Regions from separate parts of the Homo sapiens genome. Here region 2 is linked to region 1. Evidence: read pairs that join two places in POLR2A ChIA-PET (ENCODE). Cell type or tissue: PC-9. All regions are shown on one strand. Links, peaks and the distances in the headings refer to the core of each region. The heading gives the core; the rest is flanking DNA. Region 1 has its middle 100 kb from the start of PRICKLE2-DT. Region 2 has its middle 28 kb from the start of PRICKLE2-DT.

The links. ChIA-PET counts read pairs that join two places held together with the same protein. Peaks named below come from ENCODE experiments on the same cell type or tissue, not always from the same donor. Only the 100,000 strongest peaks of a DNase experiment are listed, where the experiment ranks them.
Region 2: POLR2A ChIA-PET joins it to region 1 with 5 read pairs; 2 of 35 experiments call an interaction of 5 or more read pairs at or near these places.

What each region holds. Positions count from the first base shown.
Region 1 is chr3:64,340,366-64,344,761 of GRCh38, reverse strand. No RefSeq gene overlaps it. Among named protein-coding and RNA genes, the nearest start is that of PRICKLE2-DT, 100 kb to the left of the region's middle. In PC-9, for the core only: no CTCF peak of the experiment used is centred there; a DNase peak (open chromatin) is centred at 1,631; H3K27ac peaks cover 1,548 bases.
Region 2 is chr3:64,415,064-64,419,459 of GRCh38, reverse strand. No RefSeq gene overlaps it. Among named protein-coding and RNA genes, the nearest start is that of PRICKLE2-DT, 28 kb to the left of the region's middle. In PC-9, for the core only: no CTCF peak of the experiment used is centred there; no DNase peak of the experiment used is centred there; H3K27ac peaks cover 897 bases.

The DNA of each region.
Region 1 (4,396 bases), core at 89-4,088:
GTGTCTCAAAGGCATCTTTTAGGCTCATCTCCTGTGAAAAAATGTAACAGTGGCATTTTCATTTGCTTCCACTGGGAAAAGAGAACTTCCCGTATCAAGACCAAATGTTTATCGGGTAAAAAGTTTCCTTTGTTTACCATTCTTTGGACAATGTCTGCCTGTAGTTGTAGATGCTTGCAGGACAGACAAATATATCTTTTCAGGTGGTGAGGTAGCTGACCTCTAAATTAATTGACCCATGAGGGATGATGCTTTTTTCTAACACTTTGCATGCCTGGGGGTGCTGTAAAAATAGCCTCTTGTTCACGCTGAAGCTCCCTGGAAGGTTTTTAAATTGAGTGAACTGAAGAATTTACAATAGTTAGGTCATGGAGGGGGTTTTTTAATTGTATGATGTAGCTGAGAAGATATCTGTAAGAGGAACTCAGACATCTGAATCACAGACTAAATGGGACACTCAATGTGCTCATCTTGTCATGTGTGGTTTGGGGTTCAGACTCCTCTACTTCAAGTTACTGTTCTTTAGCCAGCAGTTTCCTCTGGATGAAAACCAGCCTTCCCCCCACTCTCCCTGTCATGTCAACAGGAAGATATTTTACATTAAGAAAAGATTCCTGGGAAATGAAGAAAGAGAGCTGGGAGTTGGGCTGAAAAACTGCAAACGGTTCTTGAATCAAGTGATTTTTGTCTTTCTGTCTGGTTGGCAAGGTGACTTCACCCACATCCCACTCACACATTCATCCGAGAGTAAGTCCAAGCTAAGGATACAAAAGGCAGTCTGTGGCAACACGTTCCATAGAACAGCTACGATGAACATTAAACATGTTTAATTATCAGCCCAGATGTATATCCTGTGTGTTGGATAGCGCAAATCTAGCAGAGGAGGGATGAGAAACAGGCTCTTCTCCATGGTTAATAATGTCATATCTATCTTTGGGTAGCATCTGATTACAACCGTGTCTATTATTTAAAAGGTTCTTTAAAAAAACATGACCACAGGGGAAAATGGAGTGGCTGTTCTCTTCCTGCCGTCTGCAGATTATGTTTTAATCATGCCGCATCTAAAGATGCAGCGTTTTCTCATGAAATTTGTCAAAACTAATAAGGCGATTTTCTAACCTATGGTAACCCCACTTAAGTAATTTATGTAATTACTTAGGACAACCCAGGCCTGCTCTAGGTTTTTAGGCCATGTTATTCTTTTTCTTTATTCCCTTCAAGACCTACTTGGGATGAACCAATACCCCTAGGTTAAGCACTTCCACTCGAATCTTGTAAATGTATGTGCAGCTGCATTTTCAAGGGATGAAAACATTGCTGTTTAGACGTTAGGTTCATTTATATAGAAGGAGATTTTAATGAGAACAGCTTAGAGGGCATGATACTTTTAGGGTCTGGGGAGAGAGTTAAATGAGAGAGAAGCAAGACCTCCTTGAAGCTGCCATAGTCCTAGAAATCTAGACTACTAAGCTGTGAAGGTATTTAGCCAAGCCTGGGGTGGTGGAGGGGCAGGGGGGCAGAGGGTTGTTGGGGGAGCTTGCAGGGAAGAAAGCATTCTTGTCAGACTGTACTCTGTGGAAGCCTGGGGCCCTACATGTTCCCTGAATGGGTAATGACTCATGGTGGCATACCAAAACTCAAAGCAAGGGTCAGCAAACTGTAGCCCGTTTTTGTAAATAAAGTTTCATTGGAACACAGCCATGTGATTTGTTTCATTATCATATGTGGCAGCTATTGCGTTACAGTGGCAGGACTGAGTAGTTGTAACAGAGACCATATGACCTCCAGAGTTAAAAAGATTTACTATCTGACCCTGAAAAGAAAGAGTTTGCTAACCCTTGAACTAAAAGGCTGGATTTTCAACTTATAGGCCACAATTTCCCAAGGGCATCCATTGATGGGCATCAGTGTAATGAATCTCCTGAAGTTATATGCAGAATATTTTATATGTGCACATGCCCACATAGGATTTTCTGGCGAGAGAGTGCATGGATTATAATAGGTTTTCCAACGTGTCTATGATCCTAAGATGAAGATCCTTAACTTGAAAGGATATGCAAATTTTACCCCAGTTTACACTCTTGACTTCTGCTTTCCCTTGTATTCTTTTTTTATCCTAAACTCTTTAGGATCCTGCTAAGTAATTGGTCTGAAAAATAAATTATATCTGAAGTCTAACAGGAAAGTATTTTATTCCATAAGAACAGTTTTATCTTAACCAGGGCCTTTCATGCTAGAACCTTAAGGTGTATGTTATAGGGACAGCATGAGAAACTAGATCACGGATGGGGTGGGAGAGGGGGCTGCATGGCCAGGAAACTGCTGGCTGGAGGGGTGTGGAAGTTTGCATCCTGCCTAAGGAGACAGTAAGGGCAGTTATCTTCCTGGACAAATAAGGACATAAAACCATAACAGTAGCTTCTTTTTAACAATGTGTAAGGCAATATGCTGAGCATGTTATATGAAATATCTGACTTCATGCTCAACATCCCAGCAAATGGATGTCTGTAATATTAGAACAGTGGCCAGCACAAAGTATGCACAATGTAATTGTTAGTGATTATCCTTTATCATCCTCAGCCTCACCATTCCCATTTATCATTTGAGGAAATTGAGGCTCAGACTTGTTCAAGATTTCCCAGCACCTAAATAACAAAGGAGGAACTGGAAGTTGGGTCTGTCAGTTTCAGAGAAACTGGAAGCCAAGTCTGTTCAATTCCAAAGTTTTCACCTTTTAAAAAACCCTATTCTGACCAACTCCACATACCCCAGTATGTGAGTCCTCTTTCAAAAGGCACCCAGAAAGGCTCCTGTGATAGTGGTGTTAAGAGACACATCTTCTCCCACATTTCCACCTTATCTCACTTCCTTGAGAACCTTACCTTGAGTATCTTGGTTCCAAACCAGTGGGTCTCAAGCCTCGCTGTCCATCAATGTCACCTCGGACAGATTCTCAGTTACCATGCCAGGACCTTCTGCATCAAAACCTCTGGGGGCGGGCCCTGGAAATCTGTGTATTTCATAAACCTCAGTGGGTAGTTATGTTCTGGCCAGCCAAGCATTGGTCCATCAGCTGCCACTTGGACATCCCTATTCTAGATGCCACCTAGACTCTGGCCATGTAAGGCCATGGGGGTGAGGGTGGGAGTGTGTAACTGCTGCTAAGAGCTGACTGCTTGAACCAAGGTGACTCACCCCCCTTTTGGAAACAGGCAAGATGTTCCCTCTTTGCAGTTGGGTCCTCCTGTCCAAACAGAGCCAGCAGTCTGTGGGTGGTCCCAGGCATGCAGGAGGGCTCCCTTCTGGCAGAGCCAAGAAAGAACAGGCTGAGATGCAGTTGGTTCTTAGGAAAGGAATAGAGAAAGGTGGGGGTGGTTGGCCCAGAAACAGCAGGATTAGGAAGTCATTCGGAACTCCAACTGGAGCTGGAGGAGGAAGAATTTTTGTTTTTTCCTTTAGGCCTCATTTTAAGGTCTTTACTACATCTTCATTTAATTCATAAGAGCCATGGAAGTTTAGAACTGTCCTGAAAAAAAAAAAAAAAGAGAGAAAGTAAAGAAACGCACATTATAACAAATTATAGCCCTGTAGTTTAAATCCTCGCAGGTCTAAATTACGTACTGACTGAAAAAATGAGAGGAGAAGTCCACGGGGTTGGAAATGGCTGTGGAACACAGCAGGCGAGCTTGCCAGATTCTCCATGAGAAATCTGCACCCCTCTCAAAACAATTAGAGCAAGTTGCTCTGTGTGTGCGTGTTTGTGTATGTACGTATTTGCTAGTCTGCACTGGTCTTTTGCGGGGGTCGGAGCAATTAACCTTGTTTTTCCTTTTAGCTAGAGGTCTGGAAAGAACTTGCAGCATTTAAAATTTGGAAAGTACACAGGGAACAGACGTATTTATGTTAAACTCGATATTTGAGAGTCTTCTTTCCTCCGAAGCAACATGAGTAACTACCAGTGGGAACTGACTACTTTGAGTCATGCATGTAGATTTCTGTCTGGCTTTTCCTGGTGAGCTGATGTCCTTGGAATCTCAGGGGTATATGAAAATGTCATTCCTAGCGTTTTGCTAAAGCGCTCTTCCCCTGCGTTAACTCATGCAGTGGGGGATGTCATCAGTGAAGTGTAAATTGCCCATAATATCTCGGCTAATTAAATTATTAGACAAGTAAGATCCTTTCACAGTCTAACTTCTCTAAATTATTTGCTGCTCAAACCCATCCAGATAGAAAGTTTGGATTGGGATGCAATCTCATGTTCTATTAGTATATGGATTTAAGAAGAGATGGCGGATGGAGTCAGCCTAATTAAAATGAAAATCTCATTAGGTGAGGAGAAAGAGAGAAATTCAGTGTCACACTTGTACTACATTAACAATCACTTCTCTCCCAACCA
Region 2 (4,396 bases), core at 93-4,092, 75 kb before region 1:
CCATGTTTGCTTCTGGCTTCAAGGCAGTTTCATGATGGAGCTGATACCTGAAGGCTTCTTTCAAGGAGTGTAGGTGCTAAGCTACTTTGATGGAACAGATCACTTCCAATGCTGGATACTAAAAGTGATGTTTGGATGAAATAAATGAACAAATAGCATATAAATAAGCAGGAGTTGTAGACTTGATTGTCTTCAAAGAAAGAAGGTGAGTGAGGATGCTTTCAGGGCATAGAATTAACTTATATTCCAGGCATCAGAATGTGGAAAAACTATGTTAAGCCTAGATGGGAGGCCTGGGGACATTTTACTTAAGAGCCCATATTCCCATGGTGGACATCCAAATTTGCTTATGGGTGTTTTTGTTTTCCAGCCTGTGCTGGTGGGAAGTGGATTCTTTCAGTCCTTGGCAGGAGCACACTGGCTGAGAGCTGAGCATGTTTGAAGCTGGGCAGTACAGCTGCAGTATTGGACAGACTGCATGGGGATGCCATACCACAGTTTGAGGTACCCAGATTTGACGCAAGGAGGTACCCAGAGTACCGTCATAAAGAATGAAATGTGTTACATAGCCTTTCACAGCAGGCAAGGTATTTTCTCCTACATAATTTTATCAAATTAGATGTGGGAGAAAATCGACTGGTGACCAATATTCCTGTGAAATTCCAGCAGCAGTGATGCCATGCAGAGGGTATGTAACAGGCTCAGACTGGAATCTGTTTGCTCATTCACTAGCTTTGTAAACTTGGGCAAGTCACTTAGTTTCTCTGTGCCTCAGTTTTCTCATCTGTAAAATAGGAGTATCAAAAGCTAACAGGTTTCCTGTTGGGAAATGGTGGTATAATGAAAGTGAAACACTGAGCATAGTATCTAGCACATGAGAAGTTCTCAAATATTTTTTTTTCTTTTAAAGAACTGTTATCCTTATTTAATACATGAGTAAGTAAAGGTTGACTTATCCTTATTTTATACATGAGGAGGTTGACTTACCGGAGTTATGTATTTGAAACTGGGCCCAGAACCCAGATAATAGGGACTTATTGCCAGTGTTCTTTCGACCCATTACTTCCCACCATGAGAATAACTCAGATATCTTAAGCCTCTCTTAATTAAACTCTTTGTGAAGAGGCAGCTCTTTAAAAAAGTTGTACAAGTCGTTTTTTGTTGTTTTGTTACATTCTTAATCACTTATGATTTAAAATGGGAGGATTAAAACTGAGCAATTGGTAGCAGCCTGTAGGTACAGATGACTTTGAAGATGTGATGAAAATGAAGCAAGAGGTAGCAAAAGGTGAGGAGAGCTGTCTGAGCATCAGCCACGAGACTGCAAGCTGGTGGGGAGAGAGGCTTCAGGGGGCTTTCTGTGGCTTTGCTTGCCTGCTGACCTGGGTAGGCCCTCTCTAAGCCTGTGGCTGGGAGGAAGTGCCTTTTTGTGAAAAGTCAGCTTAGTGTGAAAGGACGGGCAGGCTGCCTTGTAATTAGTGACTCAGCGAAGCAAAAAAAATCCTTTCTCAGGCTTCTTACCCCCATAGCCAACACATCTCCCCCTTCAGCCCTGACCTTTTCTTGGCATTTTTCTAGAACAGGGTTTCTGAATCTGAGAGTCTACAGATAAAACTCAGAGCACCCCTGAACTCGGATGGAAAACAAAAAAATTGTATCTTTGTTTCTACTAATCCCTGTTTGAGCTTTAGCATTTCCCTCAAATATGAAAGAAGACAACAAATCATAGTAATTGCATTAGCAATACCTGTGGTTTTCTCACCAACAAAAACCCTGGATGTTTTTCTGTCACATAGAAAAGTTATCCTGAAATACTGTTTATGCCCATTACCACTTGGAAATTATGGTAGTTATTAGACTTGTGGCTAGATCTTTGTATATCATGTGTTAATAAATATAACCATGTGTACTAAGTTGTATGTATTATTACCATATATGCTGAGTTATATGTTATGTGATAATGTTTTATAATACATATAACTGATATCCTATATAACGTATACTATATACTAAGTTATACAGTGTGTATGTATATCCATTTACCCTATATACTAATGTATAAGAAGGACATATATTACTGCATCCTATGGTAATTTTTAAAAATAATTTCAATTTTTATTTTAGATTCAGAGGGTGCATGTGCAGGTTTGCTACATGGGTATGTTGCCTGATGCTAATATTTGAAGTATGAATGATCCTGTCACCCAGGTAGTGAGCATAGTATCTAATAAGTAGTTTTTTAGCCCCTGCCTTCCTCCCTTCCTCCCCCTTCCGGTAGTCCCCAGCGTCCATTTTTGCCATATTTACATCCATGAGTACCCAATATTTAACTCCCACTTATAAGTGAGAACATGCAATATTTGTTTTTCTGTTCCTGTGTTAATTCACTTAGGATAATGGCCTCCAGCTACATCTACATTACTGAGAAGGACATGATTTCGTTCTTTTTTATGGCCGTGGAGTATTCCATGGTGTATATGTACCACATTTTCCTTATTCAATCCACCAATGATGTGTACCTAGGTTGATTCCAGGTCTTTGCTATTGTGAATAGCGTTGCACTGAACATGAGGGTGCAGGTGTCTTGTTGGTAGAATGATTTATTTTCTGTGGCGTTTAATTGCTGGGTCAAATGGTAGTTGTGTTTTAATTTCTTTGAGAATTCTGCAGACTGCTTTCCACATGGCTGAACTAATTTACGTTCCCACCAACAGTGTATACGCATTCCCTTTTCTTTGCAGCCTCACCAGCATGTGTTGTTTTTGACTTTTTAAGAATAGCCATTCTGACTGGTGTGAGATGGTATCTCATTGTGTTTTTGATTTGCATTTCTCTAATGATTAGTGATGTGGAGCATTTTTTCATATATTTGTTGGCTACTAGTGTGTCTTCTTTTCGGAAGTGTCTGTTCATATCTTTTGCCTGCTTTTTAATGGGTTTATTTGTTTTTTGCTTGTTGAATTGTTTAAGTTTTTATAGATGCTGGGTATTAGTCCTTTGTTGGATGCATAGTTTGCAATATTTTCTCCCATTCTATAGATTGTCTGTTTACCCTTTGATAGTTTGTTTTGCTGTACAGAAGCTCTTTAGTTTAATTAGGTCCCACTAGTCAAATTTTGTTTCTGTTGCAATTGCTTTTGAGGACATAGTCATAAATTCTTTCCCAAGGCTGATGTCCAGATGGTGTTTCCTTGGTTTTCTTCTAGGACTATTATAGTTTGAGGTCTTACATTTAAGGTTTTAATCAATCTTGAGTTAACTTTTCTATATGGTGAAAGGTAAGGGTCCAATTTCATTCTTCTGCATATGGCTAGCCAATGATCCTAACACCATCTATTGATAGGGAGTCCTTTCCCCAGTTGCTTATTTTTGTCAACTTTGTTCAAGATCAGATGGCTGTAGGTGTGTGGCTTTATTTCAGGGTTCTCTATTCTGTCTCATTGGTCTATGTGTCTATTTTTGTACCAGTACCATGCTCTTTGGGTTACTGTAGTCTTTATAGTATACTTTGAAGCTGGGTAATGTTATGCCTCCTGCTTTGTCGTTTTTGCTTAGGATTGCTTTGGCTATTTGACCTCTTTTTTTGGTTCCATGTGAATTTTAGAATAGTTTTTTTGCTAATTCTGTGAAAAATGATGTTGATAGCTTGGTAAGAATAGCATTGATTCTGTAGATTACTCTGGGCAATATGGCCATTTTAAAGGTATTGATTCTTCTAATCCACGACCATAGAATGTTTTCCCATTTGTTTATGTCATCTGTAATTTCTTACAGCAGTATTTTATAGTTCTCCTTGTAGAGATCTTTTACCTGCTTGGTTAGATGTATTCCTAGTTTTGTGTGTGTGTGTGTGTGTGTGTATGTGTGTTTGTGTGCGTGTGTGTGTGTGTGTGTGTGTGTCTATTGTAAATGAGATTACATTCTTTTTTTTTTGTTTTTGAGACAGAGTTTTGTTCTTGTTGCCCAAGCTGGAGTGCAATGGCACAGTCTCGGCTCACTGCAACCTCCGCCTCCTGGGTTCAAGTGATTCTCCTGCCTCAGCCTCCCACGTAGCTGGGATTACAGGTGCCCACCACCATGCCTGGCTAATTTTTTTTTTTTTTTTTTTTTTTTGTATTTTTAGTATAGATGGGGTTTCACCATGCTGGCCAGGCTGGGAGTTCGGGATTGTATTCTTGATTGGGCTCTCAGCTTGAACGTTATTTGTGTAGAAATGCTACTGATTTTTGTACCTTGATTTTGTATCCTGAAACTTTACTGAAATCATTTATCAGTTCCAGGAGCCTTTTGATGGAGTCTTTAGGATTTTAGAATCATCATCAGTGAAGACAGATAGTTTGACTTCTTTTCCCATTTGGATGCCTTTTATTTCTTTCTCTTCCCTGATTGCTCCAGC